Regions from separate parts of the Homo sapiens genome. Here region 2 is linked to region 1. Evidence: chromatin contacts called from ENCODE Hi-C or POLR2A ChIA-PET data. All regions are on one chromosome and are shown on one strand. Each heading gives the region's core, a stretch centred on a gene start or an enhancer-like site at or near the end of the contact. The rest is flanking DNA. Distances are from core to core; before and after follow the strand shown.

The links. Hi-C counts contacts between places; a loop is a spot of excess contacts on that map. ChIA-PET counts read pairs that join two places held with the same protein, here RNA polymerase II (POLR2A). Pooled maps may share reads with other maps.
Region 2: a pooled map shows a loop between it and region 1 (3-fold over the local background). The contact joins two enhancer-like sites. A Hi-C loop is called at or near these places in 7 of 37 single-sample maps with no recorded cell type and 10 of 50 pooled maps. POLR2A ChIA-PET finds 5 or more read pairs at or near these places in 1 of 52 experiments (H1).

The regions. Positions count from the first base shown.
Region 1 is chr11:111,692,584-111,699,475 of GRCh38, forward strand. All of the region lies in intron 4 of SIK2 (salt inducible kinase 2), which reads left to right. It also overlaps a transcript of PPP2R1B not described here. Among named protein-coding and RNA genes, the nearest start is that of PPP2R1B, 70 kb to the right of the region's middle. RefSeq lists an enhancer at 39-552. Within about 2 kb of position 2,453, at least 3 of the 41 ENCODE cell types and tissues checked have a DNase peak (open chromatin) inside an H3K27ac peak, as active enhancers do.
Region 2 is chr11:111,833,882-111,840,773 of GRCh38, forward strand. ALG9 (ALG9 alpha-1,2-mannosyltransferase) reads right to left here. Exons shown (of 15, transcript NM_024740.2): 10 at 6,774-6,892; 11 at 4,368-4,518; 12 at 3,587-3,734; 13 at 2,284-2,413. Among named protein-coding and RNA genes, the nearest start is that of ALG9, 34 kb to the right of the region's middle. RefSeq lists an enhancer at 5,121-5,622. Within about 2 kb of position 3,055, at least 2 of the 41 ENCODE cell types and tissues checked have a DNase peak (open chromatin) inside an H3K27ac peak, as active enhancers do.

The DNA.
Region 1 (6,892 bases), core at 1,203-3,702:
TAAAGTGTTTAGATGGATTCCAATGTCTTTAAAGAATTTCTCTAGGATATTTATTTTTATCTGTAAATTTTATAACTTCTTGATGGCCCTGATTTTCTTTAAGGATCATCTTCTTATCTCTGAGAACTCTTAAATCTTAATGGAATCTAACACATGGGAAAAATAGGGCTCTGTGGGAAGAAATTACAAGAACCCTTACAAAGTTATTCCCTCAAATTATACTTTTTTCTGGGTTTTTTTTTTGGCTTATGAAAATCTCTTTAATTGCAAAATAAGCTGAATAAATGAACTGCTTTAGCCATCTTGTATATTGAAATTGAAGAGAAGCACAAAATTAAAATATTTTTGTGTTTATAAAACAAAATGGAATAGAAGTATCAAACATGGTTCATTTTAATAAATAACAGAAACATGGCTTTGAGATCAGTTTCCAGGTTTTGTTTTCCCCGTGGGTAAAAACTTGAGACAGGCCGGGCGCAGTGGCTCACGCCTGTAATCCCAGCACTTTGAGGGGCCAAGGTGGGCGGATCACGAGGGCAGGATTTCGAGACCATCCTGGCCAACATGGTGAAACCCCGTCTCTACTAAAAATACAAAAATTAGCTGGGCATGGTGGTGCATGCCTGTAATCCCAGCTACTCAGGAGGCTGAGGCAGGAGAGAATCGCTTGAACCAGGGAGTCAGAGGTTGCAGTGAGCCGAGATTGTGCCACTGCCCTCCAGCCTGGTGACAGAGGAGACTCCGTCTCAAAAAAAAAAAAAAAACTTGAGACACTAATGAGCCATGGATTCACCCACACCAGTGTGTACTCATTGCCTCAACCATGAGACCTGCAACCTTTGTAAAAAGTGAGTGTGAGGACATTCACAGTAGGAGGCTGAATGCAAATACTGGCTTTCAGTAGTTTTAGTAATTGCAGTACTATTTCCACCTGTTTTGGCCCTGGCTGTTCAGGCATTAAGTTGAGAATAAAATAGATGAGGAATATTTAGTTTTATTCTCCAACTTTCCCAATCTAAAATGTTTATAATAAATACTTAAATAAGGATAAAAATCTATGAATTAATCACACGTCAAACAGGGCTTCATGTAGAGTACTGAGTTGAGTAGCAGTGCTGGTGCAAATTCTGTCTGTGCCACTTAGTAGCTATAACCTTGGGCCGATTATTTACACTTTCTAGGCCTGAGTTTCCATATCTATTAAATACAAATCTGTTTTTCAGGAACAGATTATAGGGATTGGTGATAATATTGGAGACAGGGAGTCGATGTAGGGTAATAGGTCAGAGTATGGGCTGTGTAGTCAGGATACCTGAGTTTGAATCCTATCTCTGCCACTTACTAGCTTTGTGACCTTGACCACGTTTCCTGACTTCTCTCTTCTCAGTTTCCTTATCTGTAAAGGGAGAGTGATAAAAGTTCATATCTCATAGTGATTATTACTTGAGTTGATATTTGTAGGGTACTTAGAACAGTGCCCGGCACACAGTGCTAGTTAACTGTTTGTTAAATAAATTGTTAGATAAAGCTCCTGGCACCATGTAAACACTCAATACAAGGTAGCTATTATTTGTATTCAATGTATAATTGATTCCCTGTGAAAACAAAGCCTTAAAATTTTAATAGCCATATAACCCTCTCGGCATGTTTTTTTAATTAACTAAGGCTTTAAAGCCTTATTAATACAAACCTTTTAGGACCAAGGAAAGTTTTTCACATATTCTCAATTGTCTCTGGTTGATGCAACTTAATTTTTTGCTGAGAGAGACCTTAAATGTAATTAGTATTGTATAATTAGCCTGATTAATCTGACCTGTACATCACGAGTCACTTGTCTTTAGCCCAAGAGGAATGCTTCCTTTCTGATTTGAGGCAGTGGCCCATCATTGCTTCTAGCAACCTTCCTACTTACTAGATGACCTTGAGTCAAGGTTTCTGTATATATGATTTCAGATTTGTCCCCTAGAACTGAAAAAGGGTAGGAGAGGCAAAGATAGGAAAAATATTTTTTAAAAATTTTTAAGTATTTTATTTTTATTGGGAAAATATTTATTGTAAGTCTTCCATTTGTTATCCTTCTGCCACTAGCATTACGTAAAAAGTAAAAAGAGCTTTACATCAAAAAGCACAATGAAACTTTGTATCCTTAAGTCCTACTTAGCATTCCACAGTAAGCTGGGAATATGGAAGATGGCTCAAAGGGTTTGGTTTGATTTGATTTTTTTTTCCCTCTTCATTTCTCTTCCCCTTCATTTAAGCTAAGGAAGATTATTTATTTGCTTCTTAGCTCATTGAACTCTCTGACTGGACAAATAGATGTCTTACATTGGTCAGCAGGATCACATTTCATCTCAACTGTGATGATTGTTCCCTTCCCTCCTGTCAGATGGGAGAGTGACTGATGTTTGGAAATGAACTGTGCAACTGACCTTTTCGTGCTGGTGGGCAACAAAGTATGCATTGACGTCAGTGTTGGCCGATCCACATTCAGTTTGTGCAATGGGTCAGCTTCATCTCTATCACTCTCCACCTCTCATTTGTCAGCTTTCATTTCCTCATAATTGTCTTCTTCACTCCTATTATAATTACAAAGGATGTGTAACTCTTCATCGAGGCTGGGTAGCTGAATTCTGCTGGTAATTTTAGAAACAAGGATAAATTTAACCCTAAAGCCATCTGCTGCTCTGTAGGAGGATTTTTTAAATTATAAATTAGACATTATAACACACTGCTGGAGATTAAAAATTGCCTCAGTGGTGTTGATTCCTAGAAATCATTTACTTTTCCTTAGCTTGAAGATTGGTTTTCAATGTTTTGTGTGCTTTTTTCCTGTTTTAAAAAAAAGGACTTAGTTTAACCTAACGATTTTCTTATTTAATCTCCTATTTAAATAAAAAACCTAAAAGTATTTAGCAAGTGTAATCTTTTGCAACAGTAAACATTGACAAACTGTTTAAATCTTATGTATATTTTTCACCGCCTCTGTTTTATTCTGTTTTCTGGCTAGTCAAAAAGTGGTCTGGAGACCAGCAGCATGAGCATCACATCAGAGCTTGTTACAAATGCAGAATCTGAGGCCCATCCCTAAATGTACTGAGTCAGAATCTGCACTTTAGCAGTTTCCCCAGGTGATTTATATACATGTTAGTATTTGATTTATTTCATTATTTCATTCCAACAAACAGAATTCTCCATTTTGTATTTGGTTCCCATTAGACAACAATCATCAGAGTTAGCTTATTTACTCTATGCAAGACCCTCTTATTCCTAAAACATTGTGCCTTTGCTAATGATGTTTGGGCACTGATAATTTATATAATTTAGTGATGACAGTGATAATGGTTTTTGTTAGGACCATATAGGTCAGTCAGTCAACTTTCAAAATACAGAGCAGAAAACAATAGCAGCTCTAGGGCTGTGTTCAGATATATCCTTGGTCTGCTGCGGCTGGTTAATTAAGTAAGAGACAGAGGACTCAGCTTTTGAGGCCTAGTTGATTTTCATGAGAGTCGATAACTGATCTGTAATTAAAGACTCTACCCCTAATCCTCTTCTATAAATATTTCAGGCCATATAGAACCCAGGTGAGAGAATATGAATACAAATTGGAGAAGACTAAGGAATCATGAGGCTAAATGCAATGTGGAATCCCTGAACTGAAAAGGAACATGTGACAAAACTCATGAAATGTTAAGTCTGTAGTTTAATTAATAGTAGTGAATCAGTGTTTTGATAATTGAAGCTTAGTTTTGATAATTATACTGTAGGTATGTAAAATGTTAACATTAGAGGAAGCTGGGTGAAGGGTATGGGGAATTCTGAATTTACTGTTGCAACTCTTCTATAAATCTAAAAGTATTTCAAAATTAAAAGTTTAAAAAAGTCAAAATGAAGCCACGTGGCATGGCATAAATGTTTTGTTTATAATAGCAAGCAGAATGTCTGAGGAACATAGCCATAGTTTTAGGTATTAACCTGCATATCACAATTAGAGAAGACATTAAACTAGAAAGATGTTTGCTTTCTAGCAGGGCTAGGCTGGATCTGAGTCTGGTAGAGAGAGAGACGAATGCCCAAGTGATTGTTTTCATAATGTTTTCCAAAAGTCAGATGATGATGTGGAGTCTTATTATTTTGTGTTGTTGCAAGACTTCTGTGTTTGTACAGTGGTTGACATGTGTATGGAATGCTGATGTTTAATGAAGGAATGAATGAATGTGGTTAGTATGATGAAGCATGAGTATAGTCCATTTCATTTGAATAAATGGCAGTAAGAAATAAATCCTGCATTTTCACATTTCATTCCCCCCCTACTCACCTCCCACTTCACTATATGCATTTAGGCAGAAAGCTGCAGACTGGGTGAAGCAAGTTATCCAGATTCCTGTGAAGAAATTAAAAGGCTCTTATTTTTAAGTGTCTTTTGCTGCCACTTTTTAACCCTGACAATTATTAACTTCTTCAAAAATAACTATTTTTGACATGCCAGTGAGAGACATAAAGGTGGTGGTTAACAATGAAGGCTCGAAGTAGTTAAACTTGGTTTCTATTCCACTGCTGCAACTTAGTAGCTAGCTGTATAACCTCTGGCAAAATACTTAACTTTATACCCTCACTTTCTCCTAAAATAAGGATACTTCATAGAACTAAGAAGAAATTATCTTCAGAGAGTTTAAATCAGCTCCTGTCACATAGTAAAGCACTTTTAAGAGGTGGGAACAACATATTCATCTAGCAGATCTTTATCGAGCAGCTGTTGTCTGCAGATGATATGCTGAGAGCTGGGAGTACAGAATGTTGTCCCCCATTCCCTGCTCCCGAGGAACTTAGTCTGATGGGATAGACAGATAAGTAAAATAATAAATAATAATAGCAATGATAGCTTCTGTTTATTGACTACCTACTATGTTTCAATCGCAATATAATATCTATTTCTATTAATTCAACTACTTCATGAAATGTAAGTGTTGTCCCTATTTTTCAAATGAGGAAACCAAGGCTCTAAGAAGTTAAGTAATTTGTCCAAGATTGCATAGCTAATAGAAAACCCAGGATTTGATCCCCAATCTGCCTAACACCAAAGTCTTCCTTAACCCATTCTTCAGATGATTACAAATACAGTGTTTGGCAGAGGGCAGTGGCTCACACCTGTAATCCCAGCACTTTGGGTGCTGAGGCAGGAGGGTCACTTGAGCCGAGGAGTTTAAGACCAGCCTACACAACATAGTGAGACCTTGTCTCTACCCAAAAAAAGGAAAAGAAAAAAGGAAAAAAAAATTAGCCAGGCATGGTGGCGTGAGTCTATGGTCCCAGCTGCTTGGAAGGCTGAGGCAAAAAGATCACTTGAGCCTGGGAGATGAAGGCTACAATGAGCTGTGATTCACACCACTGCCCTCCAGCCTGGGCAACAGAGCAAGACCAGTCTCAAAAGAATATATAAATATAACATTTGAAGTGCTTTGACAAGGTTATAGAAGACCTCAGCACATGTAATATTGTAACAGCTTAGTGAGCCTGTCTTTCAGTGTTTCTTTTAATATCCCTATAGACCCAAGTTTCTATATTCATATTACCTACAGAAAATAGAAATAACTGCTTAGTACCACTCCTCCTGTAAGCAAACAGGAAGCTTTCTTTGTGCTAGATTTGTAAAGCAGAGGTTGAAACTGGGCTACCACGGGTCCAGAGAAGTGTTCCCAGCTCTTGTTCTCTTGCCTGTGAAGTGTACTATGAGAGCCTAAGGCAATAAAGAGGCCAGGCCACCTTCTTGACAGGCCTCTGTCCCATTCACTCCTTTGAGTTTATTTCACCAGCTGTGGGGAAGTTCAGAATGAAGTGGCTCTATAAGGGCTCCTGGAGACATTAAAACTTACCAATGGGCCAGGTGGTGGCTCACACCTGTAATCCCAGCACTTTGGGAGGCCACAGCGGGTGGATTGCGTCAGCCCAGGAGTTGGAGACCAGCCTGGGAAACATGGCAAATCCCTGTCTCTACTAAAAATACAAAAATTAGCCTGGTGTGGTGGAGCACACCTGTGCTACTCAGGAGGTTGAGGTGCGAGGACTGCAGTGAGCTGAGATCGTGCCATTGCACTCTAGCCTGGGCAACAGAGCAAGACCCTATCTCAAAAAAGAAAAGAAAGAAAGAAAAACAACCTTACCAGTGCTATTTGGAGAGTATCCTCAATTTACAGGCACTAAAACTCATCCTGTGATTATGGTTTAAAGTGCAGCAATTATTGTATGTATTTCAGGATCTCTGAACACACATCCGAGAGCTTCTTGTGCTGCTTTATCCTGTGAGTGAAATTAACATTTGAACATAGTCCTTGACTCATTTAACATCTAGTCCTTGACTCATGAGAACATCTAGTTTTCGACTCATGGGAACATCTAGTCCTTGACTCATTTGAGAGTATAGTTTTTCTAGAAAATTAGAAATATATATATCTGTATGTGTCCATATGAGATATGATGTTCTAGGAGTGGTTAGTCATAGAGGTGGTACTGTGAAGATAAGGCCTTTCTGACAGTCATTTTGGAAAGTGGACTGTGGAGCTGAGCTGAGGTTACATTGTAAAGAGAGAACTTCTCCCTGGCACCACCTTTGCCTCACACTCCTGGATACCAAAGGCAGACCACAGTGTTGTTCACCAGGTTTAGACTGTATCTGAAGCTCTTTCCCCAGATGTACCCTCTTTTCTCTCCTAAACCTTGAAGCTCCCTCTAAACTTTTTCTACCCCTCCTATCTACTTTTTTGGGACCTTTTTCTCTGAAAGGCAACAGTTGGTGGTAATGGTTTCACAGGAGGAGGAGAGCTGACCTTTCACGTCTAGTATGCTCTGGCATTTTACATTCTTATTCTCATTTAATCCTCACAGCATCCTATCT
Region 2 (6,892 bases), core at 1,805-4,304, 140 kb after region 1:
CAACCAGTGATAAAAGCCTAAGAAATGTGCAAAAGGCCACTGTAGATTTTCTAGCCAGCTTTCTCTCAACATCATTACCACAATGACGATGAATATTCATTATCCACTGAGAAAGCATGTAAAAGTGAACTACTGGGTACATGACACCGTCCTAGACACTATGGTGAACACAAAAGAAACAAAGTGCAGTCATTCTCTTCATGGCATTCACATATTTGATGTGGAAAGATATGATATCAGAAATATTTAACTAAGACCAAGAAAATTAAATGGCTAAATGAACTGCACAGATAAATACTGAAGACACTTAAAGGAAGGTCTGCTCAATATGGACTTAAATAGTTCACTTCAAAGAGGAAGATAATTTTGATAGTGTGAGAAGAGACACAAGGGTAGTTCAGGCATAGTCACCAATATAAGCGAAGTCACTGGGGTGGAAAACGCAATGATGAGTCTGGAGACACTGGAATAAAATTACAAGGATGGGAAACAATAAAAAGAAGGAAGGGGAGAGATTGGGTTTCTTTACCTGGAATCTGTCTAATATACCATTATCAGATTAAGAACACTTGTGCAAGCATAAGAACATTGCATTTTTGCTACAGAGAGATATAATATCAAATATCATAATTCCAAAGTAGGTGCCATTTTACAGACAGAAACTGAAATTAAACAGAGAAGCTAACTAATTTGCCCAAGGTTATCAAGTTTAGCAACAGAGCTGAGGTTTGAATGCAGGCCTACTCAACTCCAAAGTCCACGCTCTTTTTTTTACTACTCCATTTTTACTACCTCTTCCTAAAGCAAAGCTCCGATAACATCACTCTGAATTCATACTGTCCCCCTATGACAGTGTATTTTCCCACCCTTTGACTGTCCAGCTTCTCTAGAATGATGCCCTGCACTCAGGAGACTCATATCTGCAGATAAAATTAAAATGACCTGTAACAGTCTACCCTGCCCAAGGGTATTTCCATTGTAACAGGAATCAGAGCCTTAAATTAAAAGAATAAAGCTCTAATACAATCCATGTGGCAGAAACGCCTGTCTTACAAGGGAACAGCTCAAGGCTGTGTCTTTAAGTGTCCATTTTCATAGCTTATAGTTACAGCTCATACAATAAGAATCTCACTCATAAACCCTGAGGGTCTCCATGGAACTCTAACCAGCCCCAATCTGGGAGACAAAAGACCAGATGTGGCTGCAGGTTTGCTTCAGAAGAGAATTGGAAGTCTTGCTATTTTACATTTTAAGCATATGACATAAGAAAATGTAAATTAAATATAGCTGACATTTAAACTGTTACATATTTCTTTAACGGACAGGTTATCAGGTTATCAAAAAATGTGCTTTCTAATAATTCTAGACAACGATCTTACACTGTCTTTGTGACCCAAAAGGAGCATTATCTTTATTACTTCTTACCTTTTTCATTATCAAAGATTTCACAGGTATCAAATGTCAAAAGTGTCATCTTTCAAAGGAACTGAAGTAAAATTCGCATGGGATCTCAGAATGTGTAAAGACAAGTAGGGAGAAGATCATGGCCCTGACAGAGGCTGCTCCCTGGCATTCAGTATGGAAACAGTCTTTACTGTTCATTTGTTAAAACCGGAATATACTAATAGCTAGGTCAAAGGTCCACCTGATAACTTGAAAGTTCCTCATTAAGGATTTTAATAGGCCAAGGAATGATATGAGTTTCAGAATAATGGTTCAAACTTCTACCGTAAGAAAACTTTCAGCCTACCCAAAACCTTCAAAATTAAATTATACATTTTACATAGAAAATAAAGAGGTTAATTTGAAAATAAAAGTGATACTGTTTACTGTTTTTCAACAAAAGCTGTTATACCCCTCATCCTAAAAAATATCCGGTTTTTTTCTGAGACAGGGTCTCACTCTGTTGCCCAGGCTGGAGTGCAGTAGCGGAATCATGGCCTACTGCAGCCTTGAACTCCGAGGCTCAAGTGATCCTCCTGCCTCAGCCTTCTGAAAGGCTGGGATTACAGGCATAAGCCACCACACCTGGCTTATTTTTTAATTTTTTGTAGAAATGTGATCTTGCTATGTTGCCCAGGCTGGTCTCGAACTTCTGAATTCAAGCAATTATCCCGCCCGTCTCCCAAAGTGCTGGGATTACAGGTGTGAGCCACAGCACCCGGCCTTAAAAAAATTGCTTTCTAAGAAATTCTCATTTTATCAATGCTCTAATATACACACCAACAGACTTTTAGGCATAGAATTCTTTTCAGAGAAGCAAGAAGAGAATGTAGCCCTTACATATCTGGATGGCTCTTCTAGATTCTGGTCATTCATGTCAGTAGGAACAATCCGGGTGGCCAGAGGTCCTTCTGCAAAAGGTTTTGGTAACTGACCTCTGAACTCTGATGGAATGAACTGAAGCTGCCAACTGTCAGAAACACAAGGAGAATAAGAAAAACACAGGGGGATAATATTGCTAAATGTACTTGAAACAAACAAGCCAGGAAAATCATGTGAAAAACATTTCTCTTGAAGAAAAAATATTTCTGCTAAAACCTCAACCAGGGAGCACAGAGGCAGAGGTCACAAGTCAGTCCAAAATCATTGAGAAATTTATAATTAGATGTCTCTTGACCCATTTCACCAACTGTTAGCAGTGAAATTCACAACCAAATGGTCATATCATCAAAAAACCAGAGAAGTGCCAATGCTTATTGTCAATTACTATGTGGGCAGAGAGACTTATCAAATAAAGCAAATTATCAGGTGTAGAGAAAAAGAATGAAATGTAATATATGGCACTGAGAACACACTATGGGAGAAATACTTTGTTCCGGAGTAACCCTCAAACATATCTTTATCTATAAAACTATTTCAAACGTAAAAGGCAAAGGCTAAAGTCAACACTTAAAAAACAAGTTTTAATTTAATCATTAATGACTGACACAGGGTCTTTATGAAGCATAAGAAACTACTACCCAGTAAAGCCAAGCTACTGAAGCCATTTCTCAAATGGAGCAACATGACTCATCTTAACCAGATTTCCCTTTAACCTACACAGGACTCTTCTCTGGCCAAATGAAGCAAACTACAAAGAACTTTAGGGCCTATGCTCTCAGAACCACAGAAAGCATAAAGGAAACTGGTATAGACATTTTAACCACAGCCTTCCCCAGTGTCCACATAATGGTGGAGAACTTTCACTACTGTTGGGTCAAGAATGTCTTCTCTCTTCTAGCTGGAGTTTCTAGACCACTTTTAGAAGAGGATTAACATCAGATCATTATAGAAATGTAAATATGAATCCCCACGAAGAGCCACTGGCAAAAGCCTAGGACCCAGGGCATTTTCAGAAGTCCCCAGACACCTGCAGTTATGGGCAGTGCAGAATGTCTACCTAGACCCAGCCCTCAGCCTAATAAGCCTAATGAACACAGGAGGCAGGTACACAGTACACAGGCCCCACAGCTCTCCGACGTGGTAGATAATTCAATAACTCTCTGTGAAAACTCCAAAAGAAAACAAAAATTAGAAGACACTGATATAGAACTGCTCTATTTACTCCTTCATTTAAAACCCTAGGAATTAAAGGACAACTTACTTGTCAGGAAGAAGGAAGCTGCTGGGAAATCGATACCACTCTTTTCCCACACAGACATTCACAGGTCTGCCTTCTGGGACAGTGTGGATGGTTGGGTCTGTAGCAATTCGGTAAAATTCTGGATACAAATCAAGGGGCCCGTGATATCCTGGAAGGGAGAACAGTTAGTGAGAGCCAGAGATGAGTAAGATGAGATTCTCACTTTAATTATACTGCTCATTAATGTCGCACTGTAAGCCACAGGAAATTTAAAAGGCAGGAAGGGCCATAGCCATTCCAGCATGAAGCCTGCTCTGCAGGTATAAAATGTCTCTCTAGCTGGGAACACGGTTACAGCAGAGGCCCTATTCTGCAAAAAATAATTGGCTTTCTTGCCCCTCTCTATGCTCCTTCTTCTTTTTACCTTCATTTTCCTTGAGCATATTTTTAATATTATGGATCCAAACAATGATTATAAGAAAGAATATAATCATGAAATGTTAGCCCAAATTTGCATTTTAAGTTTAAGGCTTCCTTAATTTATCAGCATCCATTAAAAGAAAAAAACAACAAAAATAGACAAAAAATGTACAGTTAATCACACTAAAAGGAATTCTCAATCTTCTCTTCAATCCTAAGATACAGAAGTCATATGCCACTCATTAATATTAAGTCTACAGGTTCTCTTTTTAGAAATGGCTTCTTAGTATAAGCCAAATATGTATTATATAATCATGAATCAAGTAAAACCTAAGAGCAAGTGACTCGTCAGTGTAGGTTAAGATATTCTTAGAAGATCTACCTCTGAACAGTGCCACAGAGCGAGAAAATGACAAGAGCCCAAACAGGAAGACAGTTCCTAATGCCAGCCAATTCGATGTCACAGTATAGTGCTCCAGGCGATATCGTTGAAACACAAAGTGGTAACATTTCTGGAAGTACAGAAAACTGTGCTGATAAAAGAAAATATAATTTGTAGAATATACATAATTACAAGACATCACAGTAACATCAAGAGCGAAGCCAAAAAAGAGGTTCTATTAGGGATCTGAGCATTTGCCAACAGTGAGGTACCTACTCCAAACTCTAAGATAAAAGCCAACTCCTCTAAGACTACCTGTAGTCTTGGCCAGGCAGAGGGCTTGCCAACAATAAAATCTCACTAGCTTCATAGGAAAATTATTTGAATATTTTGCTAGCATTTATAGTCCTAATAAGTTATTTTTTTTAAATATTTAAGCAATGCTTTTTTGGTAGTTTTGATATATAAAGTATTCCAATTTGTTTTTGATATAATGAGTACTAATCTTTACTATCAAAGTTTTTATCAAAGCTATTAGTATCAAAAAAAGGTCTCATGACCAAATAAGAAAAAAGAATTCCCCTTATAGAACACTAGGAACATGCTCTTAATTATATGCTGAATGACTTTACAAACTAGATGAATATAATATAAACACACATGCATGAATTCTGCTGTCTTTGAGTACCTTCTACTCAGACTTCTTCCCTTCCTTCCTTCCCTTCTAGACAGAAACTACTTACAGAAAGCAATTTTCCAATATATAACAAATGGCATAAATCTGTTTGAACCTTTTTCATATTTTTTGGAATCTATCCTGAGGAATCAATCTAAATATCTAAATGAAGATATTTATCCTAGCATAATACTGAATAAATGAGCAACCTAAATTCTACCATGAATTATATCCAATAATTACATTATATAAAGTCAAGTCAATATATTACATATTACATAATAATGCTATATATTATATCCAACTCAGAACATTCTACAGCTACTAAAATGATAAGCACAGAGAATGTTACAATATTAAATTAAAAGGGATATAAAGTGGCTGGGTGCGGTGGCTCACGCCTGTAATCCCAGCACTTTGGGAGGCCGAGACGGGAGGATCACAAGGTCATGAGATCGAGACCATCCTGGCTAACACAGTGAAAACCCCGTCTCTACTAAAAATACAAAAATTAGCCGGGCGTGGTGGCGGGCGCCTGTAGTCCCAGCTACCCGGGGGACTGAGGCAGGAGAATGGTGTGAACCCGAGAGGCAGAGCTTGCAGTGAGCCGAGATTGCGCCACTGCACTCCATCCAGCCTGGGCGACAGAGCAAGATTCCGTCTCAAAAAAAAAAAAAGGGGGGGGGGGATATAAAGTTACATGTATACTTATTATTACAACTATAACAAACCTTGGTATATGATATACAAAAATGCTGGGAGGAGTTTTTGTTAGGTTAATGTGACTAATTTTTCTTTTACTACTTCCTAAATTATCTGCAATAAAGTTCAATTACTTTTATAATTAAAATTATTTTTTAAAACTATCACCTAATATTGATGAACCTTGAAAACATTATGTTAAGAAAAGCCAGTCACAAAAGACCACATATCATATGTTTCCATGTATAGGAAATGTTCAGAATAGGCAAATCTATAAGAACAGAAAGTAGATTAATGGTTACTTAGGGCTGGTGAGAGATGAGAAAGGGAATGGGGGAACAATAGCTAAAGGGTACAGGGTTTTTGATCTAAAACTGACTGTGGTGACAACTGCACACATCTGTGAATAGACTAAAAACCACTGAATCATACCCTTTAAATAGGTAAACTGTATGGTTTGTGAATTATATCTCAAAAAACCTGTTAAGAAAAAAACCTATCATCCTAATTATTTTTTTTCTGCCAACTGCAAATGGTAGCAGAGGGCAATACAGGGTTCTGAGGCTACTGAAGCCGTAAGTACAGAGATATTCAAACAGAGTTAAGATGAGCTCTGCCAGAGAATTGACCTGGGCAGGTTTTCAACCAGGATTACAAAGTGCCCCATACTGTGAACTGCCTGCTGTGATCCCAAACTCTTGAGCAAGTTTTGTTATGATCTAGCAGTTCAAAGAGCAGACATTCCATTACTTCTGCCACAGAATGGAATTCTGCAATTGGATTCCTGTTGGTAACAGAGGCAAAGTAACACACAAATTAACACTGCAAACATGTAATCAGCAAATACAAGTATGGTAAACAGCTAAGCAATCAATATAAGAAGGTTTAATAATATGATCTATATCAGGTTTAATGTTATGGATAAAATATCTTAGGTGGAAGCATTCTGTAATTTGCACTTAAGTTTGTGAGCAATTATTTAATAAGTAAAAAAGAATGAGGCAGATACACTTCTCCCTGAAACTCACCTGAAGTGCAGAGAGAGCCACAGCGCCACAGAGACATATAAGTGGATACACAGGGAAAAGAAATCTCTCCTCTTTGTGAGGCTGGATGAAGAAAATTATAAACCAAATATACATTGGAG